Regions from separate parts of the Homo sapiens genome. Here regions 1, 3, 4 and 5 are each linked to region 2. A link is a loop called in an ENCODE intact Hi-C map of the cell type or tissue named here. Cell type or tissue: Calu3. All regions are shown on one strand. Each heading gives the region's core, and the rest is flanking DNA. Links, peaks and the distances in the headings are about the cores only.

What was found. A loop is a pair of places that touch in the nucleus more often than their neighbours do. Peaks named below come from ENCODE experiments on the same cell type or tissue, not always from the same donor. Only the 100,000 strongest peaks of a DNase experiment are listed, where the experiment ranks them.
Region 1: a loop joins it to region 2, with 14 times the contacts of the local background. A loop is called at or near these places in 10 of 110 quality-filtered maps.
Region 3: it touches region 2 in a loop (8-fold over the local background); 23 of 110 quality-filtered maps call a loop at or near these places.
Region 4: a loop joins it to region 2, with 8 times the contacts of the local background. A loop is called at or near these places in 21 of 110 quality-filtered maps.
Region 5: it touches region 2 in a loop (17-fold over the local background); 13 of 110 quality-filtered maps call a loop at or near these places.

What each region holds. Positions count from the first base shown.
Region 1 is chr5:129,538,907-129,545,249 of GRCh38, forward strand. All of the region lies in intron 6 of ADAMTS19 (ADAM metallopeptidase with thrombospondin type 1 motif 19), which reads left to right. Among named protein-coding and RNA genes, the nearest start is that of ADAMTS19-AS1, 81 kb to the left of the region's middle. In Calu3, for the core only: a CTCF peak has its summit at 2,950 (motif pointing right); no DNase peak of the experiment used is centred there.
Region 2 is chr5:129,765,584-129,771,926 of GRCh38, forward strand. It overlaps MINAR2 (membrane integral NOTCH2 associated receptor 2), which reads left to right. Exons shown (of 3, transcript NM_001257308.2): 3 at 1-1,149. Among named protein-coding and RNA genes, the nearest start is that of MINAR2, 21 kb to the left of the region's middle. RefSeq lists enhancers at 2,169-2,670, 2,541-2,600, 5,921-6,343. In Calu3, for the core only: a CTCF peak has its summit at 2,474 (motif pointing left); a DNase peak (open chromatin) is centred at 2,488.
Region 3 is chr5:129,661,873-129,668,215 of GRCh38, forward strand. ADAMTS19 (ADAM metallopeptidase with thrombospondin type 1 motif 19) reads left to right here. Exons shown (of 23, transcript NM_133638.6): 16 at 3,627-3,707. Among named protein-coding and RNA genes, the nearest start is that of MINAR2, 83 kb to the right of the region's middle. In Calu3, for the core only: a CTCF peak has its summit at 2,642; a DNase peak (open chromatin) is centred at 2,679.
Region 4 is chr5:129,397,677-129,404,019 of GRCh38, forward strand. No RefSeq gene overlaps it. Among named protein-coding and RNA genes, the nearest start is that of MIR4460, 3.7 kb to the left of the region's middle. RefSeq lists an enhancer at 427-1,415. In Calu3, for the core only: CTCF peaks have their summits at 3,042 and 3,295; no DNase peak of the experiment used is centred there.
Region 5 is chr5:129,358,081-129,364,423 of GRCh38, forward strand. The region is part of intron 4 of LOC102723654 (a long non-coding RNA gene); the gene reads left to right. Among named protein-coding and RNA genes, the nearest start is that of MIR4460, 36 kb to the right of the region's middle. In Calu3, for the core only: CTCF peaks have their summits at 3,504 and 3,704; no DNase peak of the experiment used is centred there.

The DNA of each region.
Region 1 (6,343 bases), core at 874-4,873, 230 kb before region 2:
GAAACACCTTAGTGTTTACATAGTAAATTAACTTTTACCAACTTCTACTCTGCTCTCCAACCCTAAGGTAATCAATGTTAAGAGTTGGTGTGTATGTAAAGAACATTGTTTCATGCTATACACAGTTTTCTCTGTTTGTTTGCTTTTTCACTTTACGATTATGTCTGGCAAGTATTTTTATGTTATTTATTGTGGGAGGCAGAATAATGTCCCTCCTCCCCAAATATTCACGTTCTAATCTCCAGAACCAGTGAATATGCCATCTTACATGGCAAGGGGACTTTGCAAATGTGATTAAGGATCTTGAGATGGGCAGATTATCCTGGCATATTTGAGTGGTTCAGTGTAATCACAAGAGTCCTAAAATAAGGAAGAGGGAGGCAGAAGTTCAAAGTCAGAGAAGGACTGGAAGATGCTATAAACCCAGTTTTGCAGACAGAAAAACAGGTCAAAAGCCAAAGAATGCCAGCAATGTCTAGAAGCTGGAAAAGGCCAGGACATAGATTATACCCTAGTGCCTCTAGAAGGAATGCAGCTATATGGCACTTTTATTTTGTCCCATTAAGACCTGCACTTGACTTCTGACAAGATAACAAATTTGTGTTGTTTTAAGCCACTAAGTTCATGGTAATCTGTTATAGCAGCAATCGGAAACTGATGCATTCCTATATCGGTCTGCATCATTTGTGAGGGGGAGCTGACATACTATATATTGCATAAAAGTATCCTAATTTATTCAACTACTTATCTGTTTATAGAACTTTCTAATTTTTTGCTGTTAGAGAAAATGTTCTATAAATATGTTTATATATGGTTGTAAACATGTGCTGTAATAGTATTTATTTAGGGTAGATTAAAAAGTACTTGCTCTGTCAAAGGGTACACATATATAAAATACTGACGAATACTGGCAAACTGTTCTCCCTTTACTCACTTGTGGGACAAGGCTTCTGTGGAGGATCACCCTTTCTCCATATTTGTTTCCAGTGCCATAATAGTGAAAAATCACCCCACTAAAGAGAATATTTTATTCCTAAGTGACCTAGTACCATTTGGTTAATAAAGATTAAATGAGTGCTTCATGTAGTTAAGGAAAAAATATCCCTTTCTAGTTAGGGTAAAGATGATCAGCTATTTAGCTTTGTAAGAAAGCTGTGAAAAATAGAATAACATTGGAAAAAATGTTAATCTCCCTGGATTGCATGTTCTTATCCATATTTGGCAGAGTAAACTCAGAACCAGGCTCAGTTTCTAGTAAATGCTCATCGTAGATAACTAGTAAATGTTGGGGGTTATGTGCATACATTAATAGGAAGAAATTTTAGCTCAGGGGTCAAGTTTGGTCTCACATAAAATGCATAATGCTTCTACAAATCCAAACCTATCTGAGGTCATATATTTGTCAAATTGTCCTGTGCAGTACAATAAAGTAAATAGTTTAAAGCTGACCTAGTTATGCTTCTGGGTTCATAGTAACAAAAACACAAAACATGTTCTCTTAACTCTCAACTCTATGATTTCTTAGTGCAATTTTCACATTTCTTATTGAAATCATGGAGAAGGCATATATCTTTATGCCCTTTGAAAATACTCTTTAAAATTCAATTTTATTAATGATAGCTTTGCCTTTCCTATTTGCAGAAATGCTTTTGGTTTACGTATAATACATGTGAAAGTTAGTTTCAAACTAATGCCATTGGCAAGTAAGAGAAAATTTAATAAAACATATGAATTGCAAAAGTAACTTGATTTAATACAAATTACAGAATAATTTTTGAATGAATCACTTATAGGTATATCCCCAGGCACTATTAAACTCTACAGTGAGACTTATTCTCAGATGCATCTTCATTCTTGGAAATTAAAGGCTACATTTCATTTTTTTCAACATAAATCAGAACTTAGGCAAAATTTATTGGCCTTCCCAGTTGCCAAAGTCTAACAGTGTCATTTCTATAAATTCACATAATGAAACTCTGTGATGCAGACTTCGGGTGCACAGTCTACATGAGCCAAAAATGAGAGAATTTGAATCCACATGATCAAAGGTCTAGTCAGCAAATAATCTCTATCCCCATCCCATAAAATAAATATTTGAATATTTTGAATTAGGAATACATTACTTTGGTCTTCTGCAAAGAAGTTGATTATTGGAGAACTGAAGATTAAGAATTATCATCTGATCTTTGGTTTATAATGCTGCTGACAATTTATTTTTCAATTTTAGTGAGAGGTACTTCTAGTGTTTCTGGATGAAATAACTAGATTTTTTTTTTTTTTTGTAATGTGCTTTTTTCATTTGTTTGCTAAGTGAACAGAAATTGGCTACGTGGTGGACTGTAAATGCCCTTGACGATAAGCAGTGCATTTGTCATAGTTTTATCGTGTTGTTTAGTTACAGATGAAGTCCCATGTTTCACATTATGTAAATCAAATAGTCATGTTGCAGGTTCATGCATCATGATATGATGTATTATATATTTAGAAAAATCACCCCAAATCCCTTTCCCCCTACATCTGAATATACTTTATACTTAGTGATTCTTGACCCTAAGGTGAAGATTTGATTTTATGTGGTTCTTTAATTTTTTGCATTGCCATTTTATTCAGTATCATCTGTTTTGGGTGTTTCCTTCTCCATTTGTTTGCTGGCAAAGGCAATTGAATAATAGAATTATTCATTATTTAATATAACTCCCCAGACTTCTTTCTCACTGCTCCTGAGACCCTTACCACGTTACAGAGGTGATATGTTTTACCCACTTCTGTGCCTTTCAAGTAGAAGCCTATTTTATTTATCTCTGTTGTGTCCTTCCCCTTATTTAGTACATGGCATATTAGAGACGCTTAATGTATCCCACAATATTCAGTTGTATAGGCAGTACACTACACAACAGTAGAGGGAGCCATTTATGTTGTGTATTATAAATGTGTCCATAGAATTATGCAGTATACAACTTCTACCACCAGGCGTGATGTTCTCATAAATATTTGATTTCTATAGTTTCCTATGTAGATAAATGATATTTTGTCATTTATTTATAATAATAATGCTAGAAAACCTTTCCATTCATCTTCATCTATAGTTATATTGAGACTCTGAATATGTTTTGCTGCCAGCAGAAATTATTTTCCTTTATCATTAGGATATTGTTTGTTTTGAGCCACAGAGACCAACTTTGCCTAAGTTGAGCAACAGAAGAAATAGTTGGCTTATTTTGATTCGATATTCTCAGAATCAAAGGAAGAACTGAAGAATCAGGCGTCAGGAAAGATAGCAAAGAGGAAAGCTCTAGGCATCTCATCTACTGAGTTTGGATGATTCAGAGCCATTCATATTTTACTATATTATCTCTTTTCCATCCTCTGAAAACATGGGTTTCAATGTGGGGGGATAATCCTATGATTGGAAGCTGATGACTAGAATACACTGAAATACACTGACCAGAAAATATGATGCAATAGAAGGTGATTTCCCAGTGGAAAGATGCTAGGGACTAGAGTTGGGGAAGGATAGGATTTACCTCAGGACTATGAAGGAACCATTTGGCTTCACAAAAACCTTCCATTATAACCCTGGGAATAAATGTTCTGATTGAGAGCAGCCTTGTCTTGCCCAGACTTACAAGGTTTCCTGTTTTGTATCTTGTATATTGAAGGGGATGGTGACTGCTTGGAAAAAGTAGTTGCATGCTGCTTACCATGGGAAAAGTTTAGGGTAGGACAGCTATAGTGATTGTGTTTTATGAGATAAAATTTGGATGTATCTTCCCTCATTTATCTAGAGTTTTCCCTCTAATTTTGGTACATATTTTCAGAAAGATATATATATTTACAGTAAAAGTTATAAATATTAAAACTCCCAATACTGACAATCAAATTATTTACTTCATCAAAATTTATTTGCTTTCTTTCCTATTGACTTTTTAATAATTTACCAAAAAATGCATCTACTTTTCAACATCCATTCTGTTGGGTCAGTAGACTTTTAAGGAGTATGGAAGCAACCTGATAGGATTATATCATCTATATACAAAAGAAGTGAAGATTAGTGTACCAAGTGCTAACAGCCATCTTTAAATTATCAAGAATGGATTAACTAGTTTTTGTTGTTGTTTTTTTTTGTTGTTGTTGTTGTTTTGTTTTTTTTTTTTTAATTTAAGAAGGAGTTTTGCTCTTGTTGCCCAGGCTGGAGTGCAATGGCATGATCTTGGCTCACCACAACCTCCGCCTCCCAGGTTCAAGTGATTCTCCTGCCTTAGCCTCTTCAGTAGCTGGGATTACAGGGATGTGCCACCACACCTGGCTAATTTTTTGTATTTTTTTTAGTAGAGACGGTTTCTCCATGTTGGTCAGGCTGGTCTCGAACTCCCGACCTCAGGTGATTCACACGCCTCGGCCTCCCAAAGTGCTGGAATTACAGGCGTGAGCCACTGCACCCAGCCTGGATTAACTAGTTTTTGGATTTACTAGAATACAAAAATAATAGCATATTTGAGAAAAACACTAAAATTTGTACAAACTGATAAAAACATGTTATACTGTTTCTGTTGTCTGGAAATATACAGTAATCAGTAGACAGCACAGTGTAACATTACATTATGTCTACTGTGTTTTAGGGAAAACCTGCTCCCTTGCCAGTATAATGAGGTGAGCTTTACAGTGGGCAGCAGGCCTTCTTTAGAGCAAAGTTTCCTCTGGATGCATTATAAAGGCAAACAGAGGTAGGGGAAACATGGCCACTAAAACAAACTAAAGCCAAGTATTTGAGGGTGGAGTTAATTAAGTAAGGAAAGAGAGAAGGGATAACATGCAAGCGGGCCTGAGTCTTTGCCTTGCTTAAGTCCTAATGAAATACTGGAGAAGTGTTCTCAGCTAAGAGAACCACAGGAATAATACATCTTCCACTGATACTTCATGAAGCAATTCATGTGATAACCTATCATACTTGGATTATTTTTGTTATTTATAACTAGAGAATGGTAAATGTATTCCTAAATTTTGGGTGTGATTTAAATGAATTAAGTTTACATTAAGTTCATTTTGTGCCTTGTATTGAAAAGATATTATTTAAGGTTATGTTTTATCTTCTCTCTTTTAGCTCTACCTTTTCCACATTACTCTCGTAATTGAGTCTATATTTGTTTTGCATAGTCATCTCTTTCAGAATTTGCCAGGAGAAACAGAGAACAATTTTAATAATTAATGTTGATATTAAAATACTTCATCCCTATCTTATACTCATGGCTAGCAACAAATATTTTTTTCTATCTCCAACCATTTGGAAGAAAAATAACAATATTGTAGTAATCACTTATTTTTTACAATAATTTATAAGTAAAATAATCCCCACTTGTTGAAAGACATTTTTGAAAAACTATTAAATATCAACTGAACATCTTATTGAGACAGCTCTGCAGTCTTTTAAAGCATTTGGTGAAAGTAGCTGCATGATATAAAATGTAATAATAAAAAAGGCCTATGGCTTGTTTCTATATATATTTAGACCTAATGCTAACAATAAACTAATGTATCATTTTACTGCACTTCATTCCTATATGGTAGGTCACAGATTAAGTCCAGTTCTTTTAATTATGTGAGAATCTGGCTGTCTAGATAATCAGAAAATGTTCCCATTATGAACATCTATAAACCATAGCAAAAAATACAATAAGCGCACTTTCACTTGCACAGATGAGCCAAAAACAAAGCAAGTTCTGGCAACAAGTTTAGTAAGCAACTAAGGTAATGTGGTAGCTTCCCTGAGGGAGTTTTTTGAACTAAAAAAATCTAGGTTTTTATGTTTTAATGAGTCTGTGCAAAGTGGGGAAGTGGAACTGAAATGATTACACACAACTAGAATTTGCAGATACTTAGATCCTTAATAAAAGTATGAACTGGTAAAAGTTCTGCCAGCAAGCACAGGTTGTGAACAAAGAAACATTCTGCCTCATCCATCACCCCAGGTTAGGACAAAAATGCTTCCTCTGGGTATTCATTACCATGAATCTGATTTCAAAATTGAAGCACTTAGTGAAAGCATATGCAAAACTGCTCTGAAGGGACTCTCTTTCAACTTACACCATGAGGCAACCACACTTAACATCCCACTGACTGAGTTCATAATATAATTCCAAAATGACCAATGATAACATATTCCATTGTAAGAACCCAGAGGCATATTAAAGAAAAATAATTTTTAAAAAGTACTAACAGGGATTATAAAACAAGCATGTCCACCTAATTAAAAAAAATAAAAAATTTCAAAATATGAGAATAAGATGTTTTGGGGGAAAACAGTTGATTTGAAAACTGATGAAAATAAATGTTCTCAGGAAGAAAT
Region 2 (6,343 bases), core at 916-4,915:
TTTCCTGTATTTCTGTTTAAGTCAGAAAAAAGGAAAAAGGGAAATATCTTATTCAAATCTATTCTTATTTCCCCAGTAATCATCTATGATGCCCCAATTTCATGTTGCAATTTTAATAGAATTAAACTTGGATAGGCCATAGTTACATAATTAATTACATTTAGATCCAATTTATCCAAATTGGCTGTGACCCCTGGTGGCAGTCAGTGTGCATATATTACCAACCATGGTCTAGGTTGGGGGTCCCTAGGAAAGCAGAGGGAATACTGCTAAGAGAACAGAGTTTGAAGCCTAACTGCTACTTGCTAACAGACTCTGGCAAGTTATTCTCTCAGAGAAGGAATGATATTACCTGCCCAACAGGGCTGGCCAAAGGACCAAATACAAAACAGGTATGAACAGTATCTGGCTCGAAATAAGCAGTTGCTTAATTAAAGGCAGTTGTTATTATTAATTTATGCTAGCTAATTGACAACCTGAGTTTACCTTCCATTGTCTGCAGATACCTGGGGACATGGTTGTAGACACAGATGGGGAATCAAGTCACCATCCTGCCCTTCCTTCTAGAACATCCTTTCCTAAGCCCCTCATTCCCACTCTTTTCTCATCTTTAAACAACCCAGCCAAAGGCTATCTTATGCAAGAAACAAAAGAGGGACTTTCTCTTCTTCTCATGAGCCTAAAGTCAGATTTTGTCCCTTGATATTGCCATATCATTTTGTTGTATTTGTCTTAAAGATGCTTGAAATAAAGTACAGTAAAAGACAGTTTGGGCTGGGCGCGGTGGCTCGCGCCTGTAATCCCAGCACTTTGGGAGGCTGAGGTGGGTGGATCATGAGGTCAGGAGTTCGAGACCAGCCTGGCCAACATAGTGAAACCCCGTCTCTATTAAAAATACAAAAATTAGCCGGGGCTTGGTGGCAGACACCTGTAGTCTCAGCTACTTGGGAGGCTGAGGCAGGAGAATCTCTCGAACCCTGGAGGCAGAGGTTGCAGTGAGCCGAGATTGTGCCACTGCACTCTAGCCTGGGTGACAGAGTGAGACTTCCATAAAAAAAAAAAAAAAAAAAAAACAAACAAACAAACAAAAAAAACCCCAAAAAAAGAGACAGTTTTACTGGACAATAAAGTTGTTGTGTAGAAAAAAAACGGCGTTAGTCATATTTGTAGTCCCTGATTTTTTATTCCTCTTCTCCTCCGTGGAAGGTTCCAGTACAATTTAAAACTGAATTACAGGAGAAATTTAAAACTGAATTACAAGAAATAAAGTATCAGGGACTTTATCACTCTCGCTGTGGACAGATATTGCTTGCTGTTACTCTGCCTTCAAAGCTTACCTGCCTAAAGTTTACCTCTAAGGGATTCAAAACATGTTCAGGTCTCTGCCACACGTGGAAAACATCTGTGCTGCATCAGGTCACATGTGGCTGCCTAGGATTAAGCATGGGTAAGGCTTCTAAAGGCAATAAGCAAGAGTAACCAGAAAAGTGTAAAGCCTGCTTACCTGAATTCCTGTCTCCCTTGCCCCCATCTCATTACCTTTCTCTTCTGCCTAGTCAATTCTGGTCAAGCACCTAGTATTCTTCTATTCTCCCTATCCCTCTTCTATTCTTATTTATGATACTATCAGTCATTTAGGTTTCATCATAAATGAGTTTATTACTTTCCTATTGCTTCCAAACCAATCTTCAGTTTTAGCTTTCAATGTAACTGTAAAATCAAAATATATTATTGCCCTGCCTTGAATTAATGTTATGCATCTACATGTGTGGGCAACTTATAAATAAAGAGAATTTACCTGTTTACACTCAAAATAATACCTTAAAAGAAGTTCCAATTTTGCCTTCTACAGTACAGATTTTTGTGAAAATGGAGCAGAAAGAGCATAAAGTCATGGAAAATGCAGAGGCGATGGCCCTAAACAGGCTTATGTTGAAATCGGCTTTCTTGAGAAGCTCTCATCCAGATTCAATGAAAAAGTGTCTCTAAAATATTTAAATGCAATCCTTGGCAAATAACGGGTAGTCAATAAATAATAATTATTATTATCTTTAACACTGACTATTTTAGTAACTTTTAACCTAAATTGGGGTGAGAACACCTGGCTCCACCAGTTCTTAAGTTATAATAATTTAGTTTCAACAATAATCTTCCCCAGGTTTTTGTATACCGCCCCACACCCCCCCCCCCGCCCCCGCCAAGAAAAGGTATCTTTTGTATTTTTGCTTTGTTTTTGTATATTAGGTGAGTGTGTGGGAGGCCTAAAAGCAAATGGTATATTAAATTTTCTTTCAAAAAAAATTCCAACTGTGCATACTTTTTAAAAGTGCTCCTCCCAGACTCAACAGGAGGATTAAAGTTTTTTTTTTAACATAATCCATTAATGGCCGTTCCAATTATATTCATGCTGCTGTCACCTAGTGGAGAGTTTAGTGAGTGGAAAACAGAAAAGGGAGCGTCCTGGATACGTTTCTCCAGAGTGCACTACTGCCATCTGGTGGTGATATTTACTAGGCCTGCCCTCAACTCATGAAAAAGCATTTTACCAAAGGGATATGCCTCTGTAATTACAATCAGTGTGATGGCATGACTCACAGCTCCTGCAACCACTAATTTTGATACCCTCTCATCTTTCAAGAAAAGAAATATGATTGGCCTTGAGTCATACTGACACTTGAAGGCAGAGCTGTAACCCTCAGCATCAACTCTTGACTCTGAGGCACATCTTATGCTAAAGCTAAAAGCTAGAGGAATGCCTGGAAATTGCCCCATTTCTAATCTCTTCAAATGGGTTAAAGTTTTAGGAATATTAAACAACTTACTGCTTGTTTCAGAGTTGGTATGATCGCCTGAATTTCTACATTTGTAGCTCTCTGTATTGAGGGTGTCTTTAAATATTATTTTTTAGTAATTTTTTACTAAAATTAAATTTTAATAATGTTGAATTATTAAATGGTATCTGTACCCATTGCTTAACACAGGTCTTAAGTTCTCCCCTCATATAATTGAATAAATATAATTTTATTATATCTGAGAAATAATTTTTAAAACTGTAATTAGGGCCCTTAAATCTCAACACCTCTGGATTTCTACTTCCAAACCCACAGAGTCTAAGAGAATATACACTTTAGAGGAAAGACAACTTTTTTGGTTTCTTCCAAATAATCACTTAGTCCAGGCTCTTGCCTAACGTAAGGTGAGAATATTCAACCAAAGTGAACGACTTCAGAAACCGAACCCAGATTTCTACCAGAGCAGTTCTGCTTTCATTTTATAGACACTGTAACTCATGTACCTCATCCAGTTTCCCTCGTTTTGCAGACTGTAGGAAAGGGAGTGGATAGGACTTCCTTGTGTGTATTTTGAGCCCTTCCCGCATTCCTGGCTCCATTTTATAATCTGCCCTTTCCTGCCTCTTACTTTCTGCCTTAAATACACGGTGCTCTGTCTTTCCTCAATGCCTTATACTTACTGAAAAGATGCAGAGTATATAGAACTATATGGACTATATAAACAATTGTGTGTCTGTATTTAAAATATATGCATATATACATAAATAAAATCTAAATGCAAAAGCTCTGTCTCCCAGGCTGGAGTTCAGTGGCAGGATCTCAGCTCACTGCAAGCTCCGCCTCCCGGGTTCACGCCATTCTCCTGCCTCAGCCTTCCGTGTAGCTGGGACTACAGGCGCCCGCCACCACGCCCGGCTAATTTTTTGTATTTTTAGTAGAGACAGGGTTTCACCTTGTTAGCCAGGATGGTCTCAATCTCCTGACCTCGTGATCCATCCCCCTCGGCCTCCCAAAGTGCTGGGATTACGGGCGTGAGCCACCGCGCCTGGCCAAAAGGCTCTCTTTCAAAATAAAAAATTGAAATAAATATTGTATCTTTTAAATAAAGAAATTCTTTTTTCAGTATAAAATATTCTCTGACTAGATTTCTTTAGCAAGAAGGAAAAAGATTCAAGGCTTACACAGTTTTGCTTATCCTGTACGCCGTTTTTAAGTTCCTGACAAAGAAAAGGTAGTAATTCTTCTTATGCTAATTAAACTGGTGGGTTTTTCTCAGCTATGAAATAAGCGCTAAAATCTCTCACATTAGAATTAGTTTCAAAGTTGGGAAATATTGTTTAGATAATTATTTGAATAATAAAACAATGGTTAGGCCAGATTCAAAAGTATATCAGTAAATATAAATGAAACAGCAGTTAACTAAGTTTCTTTCTTAAAAATACATTATTTTAAAGGCTGAAACATTTCTAATCAATACTTAATAGAATAATTTTATTGTTCCTGCTGCAAAAGTTTTCTTTTTTTTTTAATATAATGATCAGAAACCACTTTCAAGAATTGCAAACCCAGGAAAAAAGTTTTATTTTGCTTATCATGAACATATAAATGTACAGCTTTTACAGCTGTTTTCCAAGTTATTCAGGAAGATTCTTGACAAAGACTCTGTCCTTGATCTAATGCTAGTTAGGCTCCCCCGAGTGTCTCTCTGACTAGGCTCTGGATCTTGGGTTGTGTCCATGGTTGGCTTATTCCACTTTTGGCAAAAATCTTGCTAAGTCAGTTTACAGTAAATCTGACTACCCTCTATACGATATCTTATCACCCTGGCCTTCCTTCAGTAAAAATCCTGTTAGGTCAGTTTAGCAAAATATTACCCTACTCTTAGTAATATTCCATCCATCAAAGCCTGACTGTTCCCCTTAGCTATAAGTCTCCACTTTTCCTTATCATATTCAGAGTGGAGACTGATCTCTCTCCTCTACTATAAAACCCCACTGCAGAAGCCTCCCTTGAATAAAGTCTTCTTCACTGCCTTTAACATGTGTCGTAAACAATTTTTCCTTTAACAAGTCCAGTGGATGCCCATGGACAGCAGTGTCCCATAGGGCCCTATGCCTGCTGCCCACCCACCTGAACATTTCCATCCTGGCCTTATTAAGAATTCAACAGAAATAGTTGTAGCTTCTACACTGCATAATTTTTAAAACCCTACCCCTTCTACAAGCTCATTTCATCTCAACTATAATCTTGAGAGATAAGTGTAAAAGCCGTATTTTACAAGAAGAGATTGAGGCTCAGGGACATCAAAAGACTTGTCAGAATCAAATTGCAATGAGAGCTTAGATCTACTAAACCTATTCTGACTATTCTTTCTGCTAAAGTTTTTATTTTCTCATGGCTGTAGTGGGGGCTTGATATGGTCCAGCTGTTGATGAAGACAACGGAAGTGCGTCTCCTCTCCTTCGACCCATAGCTATACGTACACTCAGCCCCAGTCTCCAAGTGAGTACAAAAAGACCCTGCTTTAACAAGGGCAAACACAGTTATGCTCAGAATCCCAGTAAATCTGAATGCCATATGCTTGTACCATTTTGTAATTTAGGCTTGTGGGGCTTCTTTATAAGGTAAAATATTAAGTGATAGACTCTATGATTAAGAATATGTATGAGTTAATTACTCTTTCTTAGTAAGTGTTATGGATAGAATGTCTTTCCCTTATGACAATGTTCCAGAGTACAGGATCTGATTTCTCTAACTTTGCCTTAGATTATCCCTAAATTAGATGTCAGTCCCAGGAAGCTCCAACGCCTCTGTGTCAGGAAGGAGTTTGGCTTCAGAGGAGCTGACATCAAACCCACGCTGAAGAACCTCACCTCCGGGAAACCTGCAGGTCTGTGTCGTCTGCATCAGAGGTTTGGTGGGATGAATCCCTCAATCACTCTCCAATGTGCTGCCATGTAAGGCACCTAGTCATAGTTTGGCAACAGAATTTGCTCCCAGGATTTTCTCATCTTTGTAGACTATGCCTTTAAAATGCACCTTTCTTTACTGTACACTGGCCAGACACCGAGTTTCATCTTGTTCACCATGATAAAGAGCAGAAGGGAAAGGATCTTTTATTTCCCTATAGCTTGGAGTTACTCTCTCACCACCAGAGGGCAGGTGTGTACCAGGATGCCAAACCACAGCTTGCCTATTTTGAGGGCGGTATTTCAGTTGTGTCAATATACGGGTATCTTGACAAATGAGTGAAGAACTTCCAAAGGAATACAAGTGATTAATTGTGCTGATTAAGCCCTAGGGTAGGGAGCAGGAGAGCCTGCCGGGATCACTGAGTGTGCATCAGCACAGAAAAGTGACAGTAATTGGGGTCCCATGCTGAGAAGTCTTCAGATCAAGGAAGTTCAAGCTGGGCACATGGACTTCGTTAACCAAATCTTCTATTGTGTCTTTACTCAAGTTGTGGTTCATGCTTATTAAAAAATGCAGACTCTCAGGGCAGCTGCATCAGAATCGTCATGTTTAACAAGCTCCCTGGGTGATTCTTTCTC
Region 3 (6,343 bases), core at 925-4,924, 100 kb before region 2:
CACAGCAGTCGGGGAGTCATAGTGTTAACTATTTTTTTCTATTTTAGGAAATAGTTGCAGTGAATTATAGCAGGAAGTGAACAGGAGAAACAGACAGACCTGAGTTCAAAGCTTGGGTCAGCTAAATTACTGACAATGCAGTGTTGGAAAGTGTTTTTTTCCTCTATCTTTATTTTCTCATCATACTAAATTAGAAGTGTAATATCTACCTTGGAGACTATAATTATGGTTAAAATTAATAATTTCTGTAAAGTAACTATAATAATGATTAGCACATAGCAGTTTTTCAAAATATGGCGTTTGTTACTTCGCTGTTGCCATGAAGATGAAGATTGCTATCAACATTTTAAGATGGCTGATTAAAAATGGGATCTCTGGTTATAAAATAGGATGTTACTGTGTGCAAAGTACACACAAGGATCAAATTTACGATATTGACTTCACTGGCTTCATGATCCAACTTCTAAGCTTCTAAGTCAGTACACTGCTAATTGTGCCAAATGGCTTATTTACTGAAAGTATTTAACTCCCAGTCATTGGCTTTCTCTCTTCATATGTGTTTGATTAATACTTTTCTACCTCTCTTCTTGAAAATCAGTCTAACCTGTCCTTTAAGCCATCCCAACTCAATAATAGAGAATCGCTGTAAATATAACTATAAACTTAGATATAACTATAGTTCTAATGTATAACATACCTCAGAGAGTACTATTAAACTCAAACAAGAATTTGCACATACTACATCTACTTTGTTATATCTATTCTTCTTTTTTAATATTCTGAAGTTCAACATCTGCTCCCAACACTTTGCTGAACTCATTTGCTCGGAGATTAACAGTTATCTCTTGATTGGGACACTCAGAACTGACTGTCTTTAGTCACCTTTCTCTTTGATGCCTCATGTTTGACATACAGCTTTTGACAGTTCACCAGCAATTCTTCTTGAGATATTCTCATCCATAGGGTCCCACTTCCCAAAACAGATGAGATCTCCTCCTTCTCATGATTCTTCTTCATTTTTTTTTTTTTTTTTTTTTTTTGAGACAGAGCCTCACTCTGTCACCCAGGCTGGAGTACAGTGGCACAATCTCTGCTCACTGCAACTTCTGCCTCCCGGGTTCAAGCGGTTCTTCTGCCTCAGCCTCCTGAGTAGTTGGGACTACAGGCATGTGCCACTATACCCAGCTAATTTTTTGTATTTTTAGTAGAGACGGGGTTTCACTGTGTTAGCCAGGATGGTCTTGATCTCCTGACCTTGTGATCTGCCTGCCTCGGCCTCCAAAAGTGCTGGGATTATAGGCGTTAGCCACCACGCCCGGCCCCATTCCTTTATCTTTTTTCCCGATTTATTTTTATCTCTTTGTTAAAAACTATGACCATCACCAAAGTTAAGGCCTTGACTTCTCTTCTTGATTTTCTCCACTTATTTCCATGCCTTAACTTGGTGATTCTGCAAGGATATCTTGAAAAGCTACGTCAATAGCATGACTTTTCTCTAGATTCCAGATGTTACAGAGTTCTTACTGGATGTTTCTACTAGTGCGCTGTACCATTTTGTTAGATACAAATTGCAAAGCCAAATTTATTCAGTTATTACCAAAACTAGATGATTTCTCTCTTGACTTCCATGTTCCTGTAAATGATGCCCCATTGTCACATAACTAATAATAAAGCATTGTGTTCAATATTTATTATACCCACTTTCTTTTGGTTACTAAGTTCAGAAATTTTTTTCTACAGAGTATCTTCTGGATTTTCTCCCTTAGCCTCCACTACTCCTGGATTTTACCATTAGTGTCCTGACACTGTTACCCACAACTATATCCCTGTTCCTCTTGGATATCACTGTTAGTCAAAGCCTCTTAAAGCCAGAATCCAATTACCAAGGTCCTTGCTATAGAATGTTTGATAGTTTCAAATTGATAAATTCATTCTCCTGGGCATGCATTTAAACTCTCTTTAATAGAGCCACTCTCTTAAATCTTCTCATTCCATCTGAATTATTTTATTCAAGTGCCACTAACCACACCACATATCCCTTACTCTTCCTTATACACAGTGAACTCATCCTTTTTCTGTATGCATGTGAATGCTACCCATTCTCCAAAGGCAGTTCATCTATTTACTTTTTTGTGAAGCTTTCCTTTATAAGTTGTTCTCTCCTTTGAATCATAGTGATTCTGTCTGATGACAGTGTTTCCCAAGTATGAGTAATTTTTAACAAGGAAAAAAAAAATCCTACCTCTGTGAATAAAAATAGCAGTGAAGCCTTGAAGGTAGTAGCTTAAACAACTCTGGTTTATAACCTTCAGCAGAGAATTAACCATATCATTTTGCATATTACCTTTTTAACATGATATTTGCCATTGTATTCAACTCATTTATATAAGGTAGTTATGCCTGTCTTTCCAGTTCAATTATAAGCTCACTGAGGGTAGAGATCATCTTACCTGACTTCTGTGTGCAAATAGCCATTATGCATTTGTTTCCATTTTAATTGCTGCGTATTTTGGTCATGTGAAAAAATGACAGTGCTTTTATGTTTAGTGTTACTGAGAATGGCTTAGTGTTGCTGAAATGTGCAATTCAATAGTTAATTAAATAAACAGTGTTCTTGAATGGAAATTATGATTCTAAAAGCACATGCCACTAATTCCAGCCACTACCACCAGGGGGGGTATATGCTACCTTTTGGTATACGCCAAATAACTCAACAGTCTCGGGAAGATGAATAATTAATAAACAGGAGACAACTCTGGAATTAGCTCTTGTGCCTTTTCTAAAGCTTAGAAGGTAGACTTTTATAAGATACATGGATCTTCACAGAACTACTAAGAACAATATTTTAATATAATTGGAAAATAACTTCAAGCAAAAGTAGGCATCTGTTCTCACTATTCTGCACTAAGTGAAACTTGAGTCTGTATTTTTCTGCACATTTTCTCTTATCTCACTTTACCTTATCATTTTATTTCTCTTCAAGTATTATATCCCTACATCTGCTGAAAAATGTTTCCTGAGAAGCACCTAATCATGTCTTGGGTCTAGCTATCTGACATCTTCAGAAATGACCCTAGATTGCTTGGCGCGACCTTACACTTTCTGTCTCCGGCATCGGTTTCAAAACCCTTTGTTAATATCCTCCAGAAAATGCTTGGTCTCTAGTGTCCTATACTTCAGTACTCCAGGGATTTAGTCCAGGCCTGCTATATTTTCTCCGGCTATATATTCTTTTTCCCCACACTTTCTAACCTAAAGAAGTTCCCACAACAAAATCTGAGGTTATCTGTTCTATTTCAAGATCCACTGTGTTTCTAACCAGGCTGTTCCACTGGGTTTTTTTTTTTCCCTCCTCACAATTCATAAGGTATCAATGAGATTTTTTTGTTTGTTTTACATAAAATAAAAGTGCCTGTTTGTCCTCCGTAGTGCTGTAGGCTCAACATGTTTCCAAGAAACTTCACTGGAAATCATGACAGCTTTTATATATAAAAATTTTTCTTTACGTAAGTACTGAAATATCATAGCAATAACCAAAACCAAAAGGAAAACAAAAGGCAAGTCAATGAAGAAAAGAGATTTTGAAGGAACTCAAGATTTATTTCATGTTTTATTGACTCTTACAGGTTATGTAGAAGTGCTGGTGATACCTGCTGGAGCAAGAAGAATCAAAGTTGTGGAGGAAAAGCCGGCACATAGCTATTTAGGTAACCTGTGTTACAGACACAGAGAAGATCCAAGTACGAGCCCAACTCCCTGCCCTGAGAGTTCTATGATGAGGAGGAAGTCAATCTGTTTCTAGTTTTATGTTTGAACTTCCCAGGAACTATCTTTTGTCATATCAAGTAGGAAAATTTTTCCTTCTCTCCCAAGGACTTCCCAGGAGCAAAAGCAATCTGGTTGTCTGTATGTTTTTGAGGGGTAAAAATTGCTTCCACATGTTAGTCCAAGATAAAAAAACAAAACAAAACAAAAACCTCATTGAATGATTTGGGTATGATTTATATTCATATATATATATATATATATATTTCATAAATATATTTATTTCACATATATACATACATTCATATATACATATTAATTGCATTTATAAATGAATTTATGTATATATATATATAAAATGATCGTTTCGTCAGGAAATCTTGTGGCGTTTTTGAAGTAATGTTCTACATACTAAAGGACTTGATTTTTTAATGGAAAAGGGTTCTCTCTCTTGCCTCATTTTAGGAAATCTCACCTATGAAGAAAACATTTTTAAATTTTTAACTATTCCTTATGAAAAGTACTGTATCAGTTATTTTAATAGTTTAATTAGGTCAATTCATGATTTTAAATATATGAAAAAAATACTAAATTGTCAAAATATACGTGCTCATATGTTAAAGTTTCAATCTAATTAAGTCATGTGAAATTAAGTTTTATCTGGCATCCAGAGATAGAGGGACCTAATATGATTATGTCAGGCAGACATTTTTCCAGAATTGTAACACTGTGTTTGTATTATCTTTACATACACAAAAAAAGCTCTCAAGCCTATTTTTTTAACAAAAATAATGTCCTCCCTATTTTTTTTCTTTAATGAGCAATAATGTTCCAACAAGGAATCCTTTGTATATAGAAACAACTCAGCTTACGTGATTGTTTCTACTCTGCAGTATCAAAAATACATAATCTAAACTCAGATTGAATTTTTTTCAATAGGAGTTGAAGTCTAGGACTAGAAAAATTTGAGGAAAGGGGACTGTAAAAGGAATTCTTTATCATGTGACACACTCATTACCAATTATTACCATTTGTTCCCAAAATATGCATTGGTATTTAATCTATTTTACTTACTATGGTACAAATAGATCATACAAGATTTTCAAATACAGATTAAAAGTCCTGATACCCAGTTTTTAGAGACACTGGCCATAATCTAGACAATTTCAATACATTCATTCAATAGCAGACAAGTTGTTATTACACTTGCATGTATGTTTTCTTTTTTCCAAGCTGGAAAGGAATATAGATATCTCAAATGGAATTTCTCAATTATACAAAATTCTAAATTATAATATGGGTTTTAGTAACCTGACACATGTGGCTAAATAAGCCAGGCAATATTACAAAGGTGACATCTTCATGCTGTCTCCAATTTCTTACCTCCCAGTCTCTTCAACCAATCCAGTCCTGTTTCCTGTCTCCCTCTACAGTAAACGCCTTTTATAAGGTCAGCAAATGCCCTCCATGTTGACAAATCCAATGTTACTTGACCTGTAAGCAGCATTTAAAACTGTTGACTTCTCCTCATTTCATTAAACACTTATAGGACCACTGGATGCCACTTACTGGTCTCTTTTGTGAGGTCTTCAGCCTCTTTGTTTCCAAATATTCCCATACTATGGGGTTCAGGCCTGGGTCCTGATCTTTTCTCTGCTATATTCTGTCCCCAGGGAATTACATCTAGCTCTATTGTTTTGCATGTTTATTTGATGTAAATTATCAAAAGTTTCATAGGTACCTCAGAAATAATAAGTCTGATATAGTTTGGATGTTGTCTCTTCTAAATCTCATGCTAAATTCTGATCCTCAATACTGGAGGTGGGGCCTGGTGGGAGGTGATTGGATCATGGGGATGGATTTCTCACAAATGGTTTAGCACCATCCTCTTGGTGCTGTCCTCACAATAGTGATTTCACGTGAGATCTGGTTACTTAAAAGTATGTGGTATGTACCCCCCACCCTCCTGCCCCTTGCTCCCTCTCTCCCCATGTGAGATGCCTGCTCCACCTGCACTTTCGGCCATGATTGTAAGCTTCCTGAGGCCCTCATCAGAAGCCAAGCAGATGGCAGCACCATACTTCCTATACAGCCCACAGAACCGAGAGCCAATTAAATCTATTTTCTTTATAAACTACCCAGTCCCAGGTGTTTCATGATAGCAGTGCAAGAACAGCCTAACAGAAAGTCCAAAATCAAAAGTCCAAATAAAAAATTTGATTTCCACTCCATGCTAAAACCTCTTCTTCCTTTGGTGTTCTCCACTACAGTGAATGTCACTGCATTAGTGTCCTATGCCTACTATAACAATTACTGCAAACTTGGTTACTTAAAACAACAAAAATGTATTCCCTCATAGTTCTGTAGGCCAGAAGTCCAAAATCAGTTTCACTGGGCCAAAAATCAGTGTTTGCAGTGTTACACTATCTCTGGAGACTCTAGGAGAACATCCATTCCCTGCCTTTTCCAACTCTAGTGGCTGCCAGCATTCCTTCGCTTGTGACCTTGTCACTCCATTGTCTACCTGCATGGTCTCTTTGCCTTCTCCTTTCCTTCTATGTCCAAATTTTCCTCTTCT
Region 4 (6,343 bases), core at 1,040-5,039, 370 kb before region 2:
ACAATTAGAGATGAGATTTGGGTAGGGGCACAAAGCCAAACTGTATCACCACAGTACTGTCAAATAATGACAAGTTTGCAACCGTTTCTATGTGGGGCCAATTATGATAGAAAATGTTACTGCCTTTGCTGCTTTATCTGATAAGTATAAGCAATAGTATCACCATTTGTCATAATAATACACAGACTGAACATTTGTAAGATACTTCACATTTTACAAAGCAACTTTCATGTTACGATTTTATCCACCTTCTTAAACACCCCAAAGGAAGGTAATATTTCTTCTAACAAATGAAAATATGTGGCTTATTCATTATTCAACCTCAAAGCAGCAAAACCAACATAGAAACTGGGGTCTTTGATACAGAAATCTGGTGTTTGTGCAGAGCTGTCATTAAAGCTTTCCTCCTAGAAGGAAAGTATGACTAAGGTCTTTTGTTTTGTATATGTTGAGATCTTGCCATGCAGCTTGTAAATGTTCACAAAAAGCATGGGGAGTTTTGATACTTAATTACAAGATTGGGTCAACTAATATAAAGCCCTGGATTCTCAAGTTCTCATTAGATACTTTTGATGTTGGAGGTTATTGTGTGTGCCAGTGGATGCAGAAGGTTGATTTGGCCCAGCCTGTCATTCCCCCCTCAAGCCCCCCAATTACCTGGATGATGTATTGGTAGAATAGGCAATGCTACTGAAGAATTCTTTCATCTGAGAGTGAAGATGAAAACAAACCAACACATTCTCCCTGCATTGTTCACTAGCTTTTTGTTTTATCCTCCTAAGGTTTGATGTTTGATAATGAATAAATTAGGATAAAATGTGAATGCACCCTCTGTAAGGACCCAGCGGGAAACATTGGCTGTTGAGCCAGATCTCAATCAGCAAATGAAAGGGGTTCATTTTGGCATCAAGACCAGGCCTGTGAAGTCTGCATATTTAGAAGAAATTCAAGATGAAAAAGGAAATATGTGTGCATGATGTTTATGTGTATGCAAGAGAGATAGACTTAGAAAAGTTTCAATTTTATGGAAACATCACAAACGAGATAAGCAACTTAATTTCCTTATTATATAATTTATATATAAAAAATTCATCATTTCACTATTGTTGATTAAAGTGGCATATTTTACTAGCGCACATAATGTTTTACCATTTGGAGGCTGAACATCTTTTGAAACTCATACACATCTGTAAAATACCTACATCGTTGGCATAAACTGTTGCTCATCTTCATGGAGACAACTTGAGCCTGATTTAAAAAAATTGTATGGAAACTGGTTTTATATGGAATAACATGAACAGTCATGAAATTGGTGTTAATACTTCTTCTTCTTTAGTATGATATTTAGATCTGCTTCTCTCTTCCTGGTCTATATGCATTCCTTCTTTCAAAGGTTGTGATATATTGTTATTCTAAGGACAGTGCCCTAAGGAATTTAATTACATTAATTTAAAGCCAGGATCTGAGGCTAACAGCACTCATACCTCAGATAGTATGTGGTCTGATGCTGTTACCTTTCTCCTCATACCTGCCCTCCACAAAGAGCTGTCACATGACTTTGGCACCTCCCAATTCTTCCCCCTGTCACTCAGCTTTTAGACAGAAGCTGGCTTTTTTCTGTAGTCCTTTCTTCACCTAGCGCATGCCTGAAGCCTGGAAGCTTTGCTGCAGGCTTAAATTCTTAAGTATGTAAGAGGTTATAGCCATTCGAGGAAAAATACCAAATAGGCAAATATGTTTTTCTGGCATGTTCTCCCTCTTCCCATATTATTTCAGACTCTAGGACCTGCTACGAAATGAGCCTTGAGGAAAGGATGTGCTGCTGGTGGGCAGACACTCATTTTTTATATATACACTCATTTTTTGTATGTATGCATTACCTGTTACTTCTTCTGGGCTCATTTAAACAGTGAACTCTCTTTTAATTGTATCACTTCAAACTGAATTTCTAAATGAAAAAAATCTGAGAGTCTAGCTAGCATGTTAGATGGATATTTTGGGTGGCAAAGACACTTTCCCAAATAACCTATCACAGATGATGTCTCATGCAACACTTGTATGTAATATGCAATGAAGACATTGTTCCTTTGGAAAGTAACTCAAGATCTTGTACCCTGAGGCTGCTACTGTAGTTTTGTTTCAGGCCTTGAATACACAGCCTTAAGTCTTGTCCTCATTTATTTTATGTGATAAGTGACCTGGCTCGAAGCAGGATCAACTCATTTTTAAATAGAGGCAAAAAGGAACATATAGAGAAATATACGTGGCAGGTTCATTACATTATATGGACATCACAACAATAACATTTTTTTCTTTCAATCTGTAATTAGATAAATTTTCTCTTTTGAAAACATGAAAAAGGAAGATGTAGATAAGGCAGCTAACTTTTGAAATAGCCTGGTCAAATGACATTTTAAAAAGAAATTAAGGTTTTTCTATTCCTTTGAGAAAATTTTTATACTTAAGAATTTTAATAATTAGGATTTCTTAAAGGGACAGGAAATGTAACACAAGATATAATGCTATGTATTATACATTCAGTGAGATTAAAAATACACTGAATTAAAAGTACTTTTCTTTTGTGTTATATCTGACTGTGATTGACATTCAATATATTTACTTAAATTTTTCCCTTGACCTCTTTTCTTCTCATTTCCTTTTTCTTTATGACTATAAAGCTGAGATTTTTATCTGTTAATTAGTAGCTTAAACTTCTGATGTTAGAGTTGCCTGGGGCAAGCAAACATAAATGGTTAAGTATTACATTCCTACCATATAATTAACTGACTTTCCATATGTGAAAAAAGAAATGGGAGAAAGGGAGGGAAGGGAGAGAAAGAATGGAAAGGTGTTACAGGAAAAGTATCCATCAAAGGAAAATGTATTATATTACTAAATAAGTTGTATTTCTTTATAATATCACTAGGTGGCATATAACTGACTCGAACAAAAAAACTAGAGGAGAGCCAGGAAAGTTGATTTAAAAAAGAAAACAAAAAAGCTATATCTGGGAGTTGTCTGTATTTGTTTATTTGCCTATACATTTGGCAGCTCACAACTCAGATACGTCAGATTTGTATCGGGGATCAAGTGATATAATACATGTAAAAGTGCCGTTAGTGCCTGGTGTATAATTAGCACTAAATATATGTTAATTTTGTGTTACTAGTTGTCGTAGAAAGCATTTTTTGTTGCTTATATTGCCATTCAAATGTATAATCTTATTAATAAGAGTGGGTAAGAATTTCATTAACTAGGAATATGTTTCCAAGTGGTTTATAGATTTAAAATAAAAAATATGAAATGACAAAGTCATAAGCATTTTGAAATATTTTCTAATTATTTTAAATTTAGGTAAATATTAATGTCTTGTGAAAAATTAGATCCATTCAAATTCAAGAAAGGGTTCATAAATGTGCCTACCAAGACTCATCACCATGTACTGAATTCAAGTTTCTAAAATCTAGAAGTATAAACATATGTATCTGTATTACACTCATAGCCACAGGCATTTTTGTAACTAGCTTCTGTTCCTTTAAGAAATGATGGATTAGCTGGGGCACAGTGGTATATGCCTGTAGTTCCAGCTACTCAGGAGGCTGAGGCAGGAGGATCACTTGAGCCGAGGAGTTTGAGACCAGCCTGGGCAACATAGCAATACACCGTCTCTAAAATAATAATAAAATAAAATAACTGATGGATTACCAAAATTCACTCCTAAATATAAAAGAGTTTGATTACTTGTTACACACAAATTTCGCTTCCTTCTTACTTCTATGAAAAATATGTCTCAATACAATAAGAGAGAACCTGCAAGAAAACGGTAGATTTAATAAAGCAGTTTATATATGTTAGATTAGAAAAGAGAAAAATGGGAAGTTGCAGCAACACCTTAGGGAACTGATGATATTGATATAACCCAAGAAGAATAAAGATAACTAGTCAATTGATGTGCATACCATACATTTTCATTTTTCAACATGTAAAAATAATGACAGAATTAGCTTGAAACCAGGATTAAAATGTTCATGTACATTTTTCCCTCTAATGGTTCACTTAGATAGGCAACAATTTGAACACACATTTTGATGATGCCTCAAGTAGAAATTTGTATCACTTCCTCTAACAATCCAAAAATATGGACAAATAATTATAGAAAGGAAAAAACCCTAATCTTCCAGTCTTGGAAAAAGAAAAAGACTTGTTGACTACTTACTTTGTGGAAAACATATTTACATTTTAACAATTAAACAGTAAGAGAAGTATCATTATTATACATTATCTATGAGAAAAATAAAGTACACGTAAGTGAAAACATGCCCAAAGTCACTCATCTAATGTATAGAAAGATATGGATTAATGTTAACAGACATTTGTATTAGGCTGACCCTCACGAACACTTCCAATTAACAGATTTTATGGATGGTGAATTAAAAATACAATGAATTTTCATTAAAAAGTACATCTATATTTGATCACAGTTTTGCAAATAAAGACAGAAATTTGATTTTTTAATGTGCTAATACCTTGCATTGGAATTAAGGGTGTGTTTTATAAGACAACAAATTTAAAATTGATTAAGGATCAGAAATTCAAAGTGGGGCAATCACAAGTGATATTTAAATGATATAATAATTCAAATTGTTGGAAGCCCCTCTACTCCTAGTAAAGTAGATTAGGTAATTTGGACCAAAACTTTCATGAGGATAACTGGAAAACCTGGGGGAAAAAATAATGTGTTCTGAAAACACTGGAGAGTGGAAAAGATAGTTAACATTTGCTAAACCAGAATCTGAGGAAGAAACGATAGAGATCTACTGAGGTAAGCCTGAGACTTGGGGTTGTTTCCCCCCAAAAGTATTTGCCATTACTGAACAGCAAAGCCAAGAAACTCAGAGATGAAGTGTGCATTTTTACAGTCTGGCATAGACAGGAAGCTAATAATTGGAGTATAGGGACCTTCAAAAGGAGAGGAATTATAGAATCACTTTCACTTAAGTTTGGGACTCCAAAGAGCCCCACTCCAGGGTAAGAGTGATTTCTATATAGAAAGATTCTTCTGGAGAATAGAGTTCATGTTCAACTAATCTCAATCCCTCAGATTGGATTGAGGCAACCCCAGATTTCTACTGCCCCCGCATAGCTAGCAGAAGCACAATAAAAAGACTTGGGAACAAGATAACATGTTCATTCTCAAATGATTTCTCCAAACAAATTTCAAACAAAATTTTTAAACTACCCAAAATCATAACCAGATGCACAAGGAGTTAAGGCAGCATGACTGAAAGCCAGCAGCAAGAATAAAACATAGAAACAGATCTACAAGGACTCCAAATATCAGCCACAAATTTTGGAATAATTATACTACTTGTGTGAAGTAATAATAACCAGGATTGAAATTTCCAGAAGAAAATTACAAACTATAAAAACAAATGGAAATTCTAGCAGTGAAAAATAAAACAGTTGTAATGGAGGTCTCAATGGATTTTAAAAGCAGGTGAGAATTTGTTCAGTGAAAGAACTAAGGGGAGATATCATACAAAAAGACAAAAATAAAATAAACAAGAAATGGTAAAAGATATGAAGGGATGAATAAGAATGTTTAACATAATGGTATTTGTAATCCTAAAGTACAGAAGAGAAATGGAACAGAAATACATTTGAATAGATGAAAGACATAAAATCATTTTCCAAAAGACTGTGATAACAAGCCAGATAAATACAAAAAAATCCACAATTATATCAGTAACTGCTGAAAGCTAAAAACAAAGACAAAACTGTAAAGCAATTGGAAGGTTTAAAAAAAACCCTAGGGTTCATATTTTAATATGTTACAGTTAATTTAAAACCTGAGTACTATATCTACAATACAAAACAAGACAGCTCACTGATATTTTCAAAGTGCTGAAGAAAACAACTGCCAACCAGAATTTGATGTACAGCAAATATGCCTTTAAAAATTAAGGTGAAAAAAATATTTTTAGGTGAACAAATTCTGAAAGAATTATCACTAGTAGAATCTACTATTGTTAAGAAAAATACCTCTTCAGAAGGAATACATAAGATCTCATGAAAAATTAGAGATTCATGATGGTAGGAAGAGACAGAAAAATGCTAAAAATGAGTAAATCTAAATAAAGTTGAATGGTATGAAATGATAATTATTGTGGTTTATATTTTGTATGTGTGCTTATATAATTTAGTAATATATTGTTATATATAATAAAAATTTTTAGTTTATTTATAATTACTAAGAGAAAAAAAGCACATAAATTGGAAGTTGGAGTTGTCACTCCAATCTGGGTGACAGAGCGAGACTCTGTCTCAAAAAGGAAAAAAAAAG
Region 5 (6,343 bases), core at 1,217-5,216, 410 kb before region 2:
TTTGCTGTAATGCACAGTGAATATGAGAGAGAAAAAAATACCCTCAGGAGAAACTGTGTCACCAAAGGCTAACTTATTGGCATTTTACCACAGCCGAAGTATCCTTGGGGAAGGGAATACCCAACTCCAGTTCTCTCTAGCCTTCCTTGTGTGAGAAGAGGAATTACCAACTCCCGCCACCTCCAGCCACCTTGGAACGTAAGGTGGGGGTGGGGAGGCACTGCTAAGCACTTGTGATAGTCACAGACACAGGTTCACTAAAAGACTGAGACTAATCAGGATGACAGAACACTTCCCCTGCCTCCACATCTTACCACCATAGATCACTAAAGGTTCATTTACTGGAGTTCCTTCAACCCAGTACAAGTCTAGCTTTCAACAAAAAATTACAAGACCTACTAAAAGGCAAAAAATACAGCATCAAAACTAGAGTTAGATACAGCAGGAATGTTAGAATTATCAGACTGAATTTAAAACAACTACAAGTGCAAGGATTGTAATGGGAAAAGACAACATGCAAGAACAGATGAGTAGAGAAATAGAAATTCTAACAAAAAATCAAGTATATTTGGTATTCCCAGAAGTATGAAGTGCCTCAGGACACTGTCAGTAAGCATATACTATTTCTTATTGTCATTCCGTTTGTATGTGTACCATAGGCTTCCACAATTGCCACCTTGAATGTTCCTGGGGCAAATCACCAGTGATATGTGACTGCCGTATAATGACAATATTTACCATTTTTCATATCTAATTAATTGAGCTACTGTTTGTGTAGTATTCCATATACATTCACACCTTAAAGTTTTTTAAGGATACAAAGCAGGTGATAATGATATATGCTTCCCTTCATACTCATACTCAGCTAGTTACCTTAACAGGCCACATCCTGGTTTACAGCAATCCAGTACATCAGTTGCTAACTGCCAGGAACAGTAAGTCCAGTTCAGTGTAAAAGTAAGAAAACCAAAATCAAAACAAAAAAACACAGTCCAAATGGTAATTACAAACCACTGTTACTCAGGCAAGTCTTCAGCTAAGAGTATCATCATCATCAAGGGATGCTGGTTGATATCTTCCCCAAACCACCCACAGCAACTTCTTGGGTAAGTCTTAGGGTTCAGCTTCATTCAAATACCCTTCTCAGCAGAAAAAAAAATCCAGATATTTCTTTCAGCAGTGGCCATCACTTGACACTACATCTGAAAAAACAGCTAAGAAAATTAGATGTTCTTTTTTTTCATACATCATTACCTGTTTAAGTATCACTTCTCTTCTGCCAAAATTTTCCTTTTTCTTTCTTTTACTCATTACCTGTGTTAGTCCAGGCTCAGCCATGCTGGGTGGAATCTCTACACAACCACCCACAGGACAGATAAAGCCTTCTCAGAATTTTTTTTTTCATCCTGGCACAGATTAAAAAACAATGGAACAATTCCAATAACTAGAAGTGTGTCCAATATCTACAGTTCATCTTAGTTTAAACGCATATGGTGAAGACTATATCCAGTCTGTCATTTCCTTAAAGTTTCGAGGAAGTGAATTAGCACAGCAATGCCTCTCTTGTTGTGACATGCATGGGCAGTCTCAGACACAGTACACCTGGATCTGACAAGAAAAAAGAATTTGCAAGGTGTGAAAGGTAGAGTTTGTGGCTGTATCATCTCCTACCCCTCATTCCATTTTACACAGGAGAAACCTTAAAGTTCCTCTCTCTTCACTTTTGGTCATTCAGGTGAAATATACATTCATCCAATCAAGCCAGCCTTCCCTTCACACAACCCCCACTTATCATTAACCTCACTTTTAATTGCCGAATCTAGTTCTCAAGTAAACTGTTACTTTGAGCATGAAAAGAGACATAAGTTCATATTATGTTATGCTTCTTAGTAAAATACGTATTATTTAATGAAGTATAGCCTGGCCACATTTATAAACATTCCGCTACAAAATTTTTATGGTATCTCAGCTATTGCGTCCTTTACAGGATAAAGGGAGTCCAAAAGCAAATATATGCCCATTCTAGTCAGAACATATTTGAAGCCATTTATAGCTACTGGCAAGGATCCTACGTAGCCTGCCAGCTACAGTCAACTATTGTCTTGAAGAAATCTTACACATATTTATTTCCTGTTTGTATTCTGTACATCTTTTACCACATTAGCAGCTTCATAATATGATAAATATGTAATTACTCTTTGCAGTGTTTCATAGCTTGAGCACTTCGCAGTCTACTTGAGATATAGAAGTAGCTACCTTTTTTTTTTTTTTTTTTTTTTTTGAGACGGAGTCTCGCTCTTGTTGCCCAGGCTGGACTGTAGTGACACAATCTCAGCTCACTGCAACCTCCACCTTCCCAGGTTCAAGCGATACTCCTGCCTCAGCCTCCCGAATAGCTGGGACTACAGGCACACACCATCATGCCCGGCTAATTTTTGTATTTTTAGTAGAGACGAGGTTTCACCATGTTGGCCAGGCTGGTCTCAAACTCCTGACCTCATGGTCCATCTGCCTTGGCCTCCCAAAGTTCCGGGATTACAGGCATGAGCCACTGCGCCTGGCCAGATATAGCTACTTCTAAGATCCAAACGAAGCTGTCAGCTTTTGCATTCTAGTCCCCTTCTGAGCCAGTAGCTGATTTTTTCTGTTTAGTAGGTACACGGCACCCCTTTAATTTTTTCTTGGAATTCCTACAGGATTTCCAAAACTACATTCCCTACACAGATTTATTCTTAATTATATGATCATCTAGGGCTCATTTGCCTGAACACATGGCAAAGCAAAGCAATGGCCACCACCCATGAGTTCATAAAATGTAAAACATTTTTTCTGAGGAAGAGCCCAGTGCTCTTTGCACTTTCAGATATGTTGATCTCAATGCTGCCCATTCTATAGCTTTACTCTTGGTGGGGGGGCGGGGTGGGGGGAACCTTGCCTAAGGTCTTTATCAAACACAGGAAAGATATTGGCATATTTCCAAAATAAACTGCATTCCTGAATTTAGGAACACACCAGGAAGCTTGCTTTACTTTAGCAAGAGACAAATTTTAGGGTTCAGGAGCCAACAGTTCTAGAGATTGTATCATTAGTTCCCAAAAGAGGGCTGGAAACTGCTCATGGATACAATGATCTCTCTAACAATGCCCTGACCACTACTCCCAACCCCCAACACACACACACAGCCCAATTTGAGAACATATTCCTATGTGTACCATTTTATCAGTAGACTCTGATGAGTGGCTCTAGCTTTATGGGAGTATCTGACATTATCCATAGCATACTAGTTATTTCAGTTTTCAGAAGTATTTTTCTTCAGTGATGGGAGATCTCTCCACCAGATCCCAGAAATAAGCCATCAATTATCCTCAAAGGGATGTATCTAGCTGTGGTGTTGGGTACCTTGCAAGTCTTCTATTACAGCGTCACTTTTGTGGAACATCATTAGACTTTCCATTGGCATCAGTCTCTGAGTTTACAAAGCAGGTACCTGCAAACTACTGAGATAAAAGTTAAGATTGTTTGCATCAGTGATGGAAGAACATATTGAGTTTAGTCAGTAGGGGGAGCCATATTTTCAACTTATCCTTGAAATGGGTGGGAAAATATTTAAGAAATTTATAACAGTATGAAAATATGGACTTTAAGCAAAAACATTTGCAAGACACTTTAATGCAATTTAGTCATTCCCAACTTTCTACATGTTAGACCTTGTAAAAAAACAACAGATATATGCTTCCATGCAATATGAAGCATCCTTTATACCAAAAAAAAAAAAATGCTGTCATGATCTATTCAAAGAGGAGAGATACAAAAATCTCCAAGGCATTGTATCCATATCTCAGCACCTCTAATTTAGTTACATTCTCCACCTGAATGCTCTGTAATTCAAACACCAAATTGTAATGTTGTTCATCACCACTTTACTATATAAGAGGAAAGAATGAAGAAAAAAGTAATTAGTAATATTTATAGATGTGTATGTATAATACTTAGTCTGTATGGGATTTTAGCCCAGAGCTTATTAATTAGGAAAAAACCCATAGCTTTCTTTTCCTTTCCACTTTTCCTTTTGAGGCAAAAAGAATTTCACCAGTCCTGGCCATCTCCCTTCTAATGTCAAATCCACCAGAAGTTTAAAATGACCTACGTGTTTCTTCCTCTCCCAGTAGGGAAAAGATAGGCACTTTATTTCCTATAAATAAAGTAGTTTTATCCTTTTTAAAATATTTTTTCTATTTCTACATCATTTGGATATTCAAGTGACTTTATCATTAAATCATAGTTATTTTGAGTGTCACCAGCAACAGGCTTAGACTTCTAAAGTCATAGGAAAAATATTTGAAAGCATGTGAATTGTGTATAATTGATTGTCCTGTGAAAGAGATTTATGGATTATAAAACTTTGTGTTTTTTTTTTTAATTCTTCTTAATGATCTTTCAAAGATTCTCTTTTTAAAAGGACTACTGGTGATGCTGATAGCTACAGCAGGCTAGGAAGGAGACTATTTCAAAATATTTGTGTTCTGACCACAGATTTTGGAGGAACTCCACACTTTCTTTTTAAAACTCTAGGAATGCCTGTATGGGAATAAAAGAAAATATGGTCATCTGGGAAAAATCAGTGTTGGCCCAACCCAGAAAAGGGATAACTGAAACTAGGTCACTTGACTAATAGCTTGAGGGGCACCCTGTACTATTTTCTCCTCTTTTAGAGTAAGAAGGAATGAGGAATCACAACTAAAACTCTGCTTAATAAATAAAACAAATGGAATTTACCTCACTAGCTCTTAAAGCCACCTAATCTTTATCATGTGGGAAAAACAAACACTAATATTGTTGCCATCGTTTTCCTATTTTAAGTGCATGGAGTATAATGAAGTATAACTGGAAGCAGTGTTACTCTGTTAAATTAGTTGGACCCCTACAATCTTCCAGAAACTATATACAAGTTTTTTTTAGAAATTGTATACAATTTCTTTAGGTAGACTAAACTACATCATTAGCGAGTCAATCGAATAAATTTTTTTTAAATTCCAAAATCTAATATGAAAACATACTAATCCCAAGAATAACTGTTATACTAACATTATTTGAATATTTCACTTTAATTTGTAATTCTATATGGTAAGAACATACAGTCTGTGCACGAGCGGATTGGCTTTTTAAAAGGAAAAAATTTGATGAAAACCATCTTTCTATTTCTACTTAGTGTGCTTTTAGGAAAGCAGTTTGACAAGATAATTCTAGAAAACACAGTGGAAATCAGTACAAAGTTAAAATCCAAAATAGTTTAGCTAAAAATAATACATTTACCAGCTTGAGAGTCCTTCTAGAAGAGATGAATTAAGATTTAGGACTAGATATTTCTCAACTCAGGCAGAGCTTTATATTTAAGAAAAAAATTCTTCCAAGTCAGACCATGCTATGTTGAAAACAATCTCTTCCTTTTTTTCCTTAAAATTCAACTGTAGTCCATTTTGGAGAATATAATTCATATGTTGGCAAAAAGTTAGAAAGCCTCTGAAGAGATGATTCCTAGGTGTACTTAAACTGGCCAACTTATTTCAAAACACCTGTGGCTGCTGTTTTATCTGAGGACATTTTTTTTCAGTAAAAATCATGCATACTTTACTATGTGATTAATATACCTCTTAATTTAATGAAAATCATGTGTTGAGTAGGCAAAAACTATAATGCATACCAAACTTATGCAAATTTTTAATATCTCATACTGCATCATTAATACATTGAATAATTATAAATCATTTTTTTGCATGGCCAATGTAAGCTTTAAATATGAGCATAGGCTATGTTTTCTAGTAATTTTATAAAGACCTAATTATGGAGAGGAAATTTAGACATATTTAATTTTTTAAATGTTAGGCAATATTTCAGGTTTATCAGTAATTTATTCACAGGAAGATTTTAAAAATAATTTTGAAACACTTCTTGGACATGATGTATTACAAAATGTGCTGGGGTTATGAATGTAAAGTGTATGGGGCTCTGTTTCTATCCCTAAGGGGTCAAATAAAATTTTAAGGAGAAGTATACTTAAAGAAAGGCATTCATCATGTATCAGAAACATCCCAAACCTGCCCTCCTTCATTCCATACCATGCATATTATATTTTCTATTTACATTTCTTGGAATATCTTTTTTTCTCATCAAATTTCCTGGTGACTTAAACTTTAAGACTTAGAATACAGAGGTGTGTTTTTAAACTGTAGGTGTGTTGTTTCTGTGGATTTTTATGTATGTATTTAAATATGTGTCTGTAAGAGTGAGAAAGGTATATGGATAAGCAAAAAGCTTAAGTTTTTAAAACACCATGTTCTCCAGA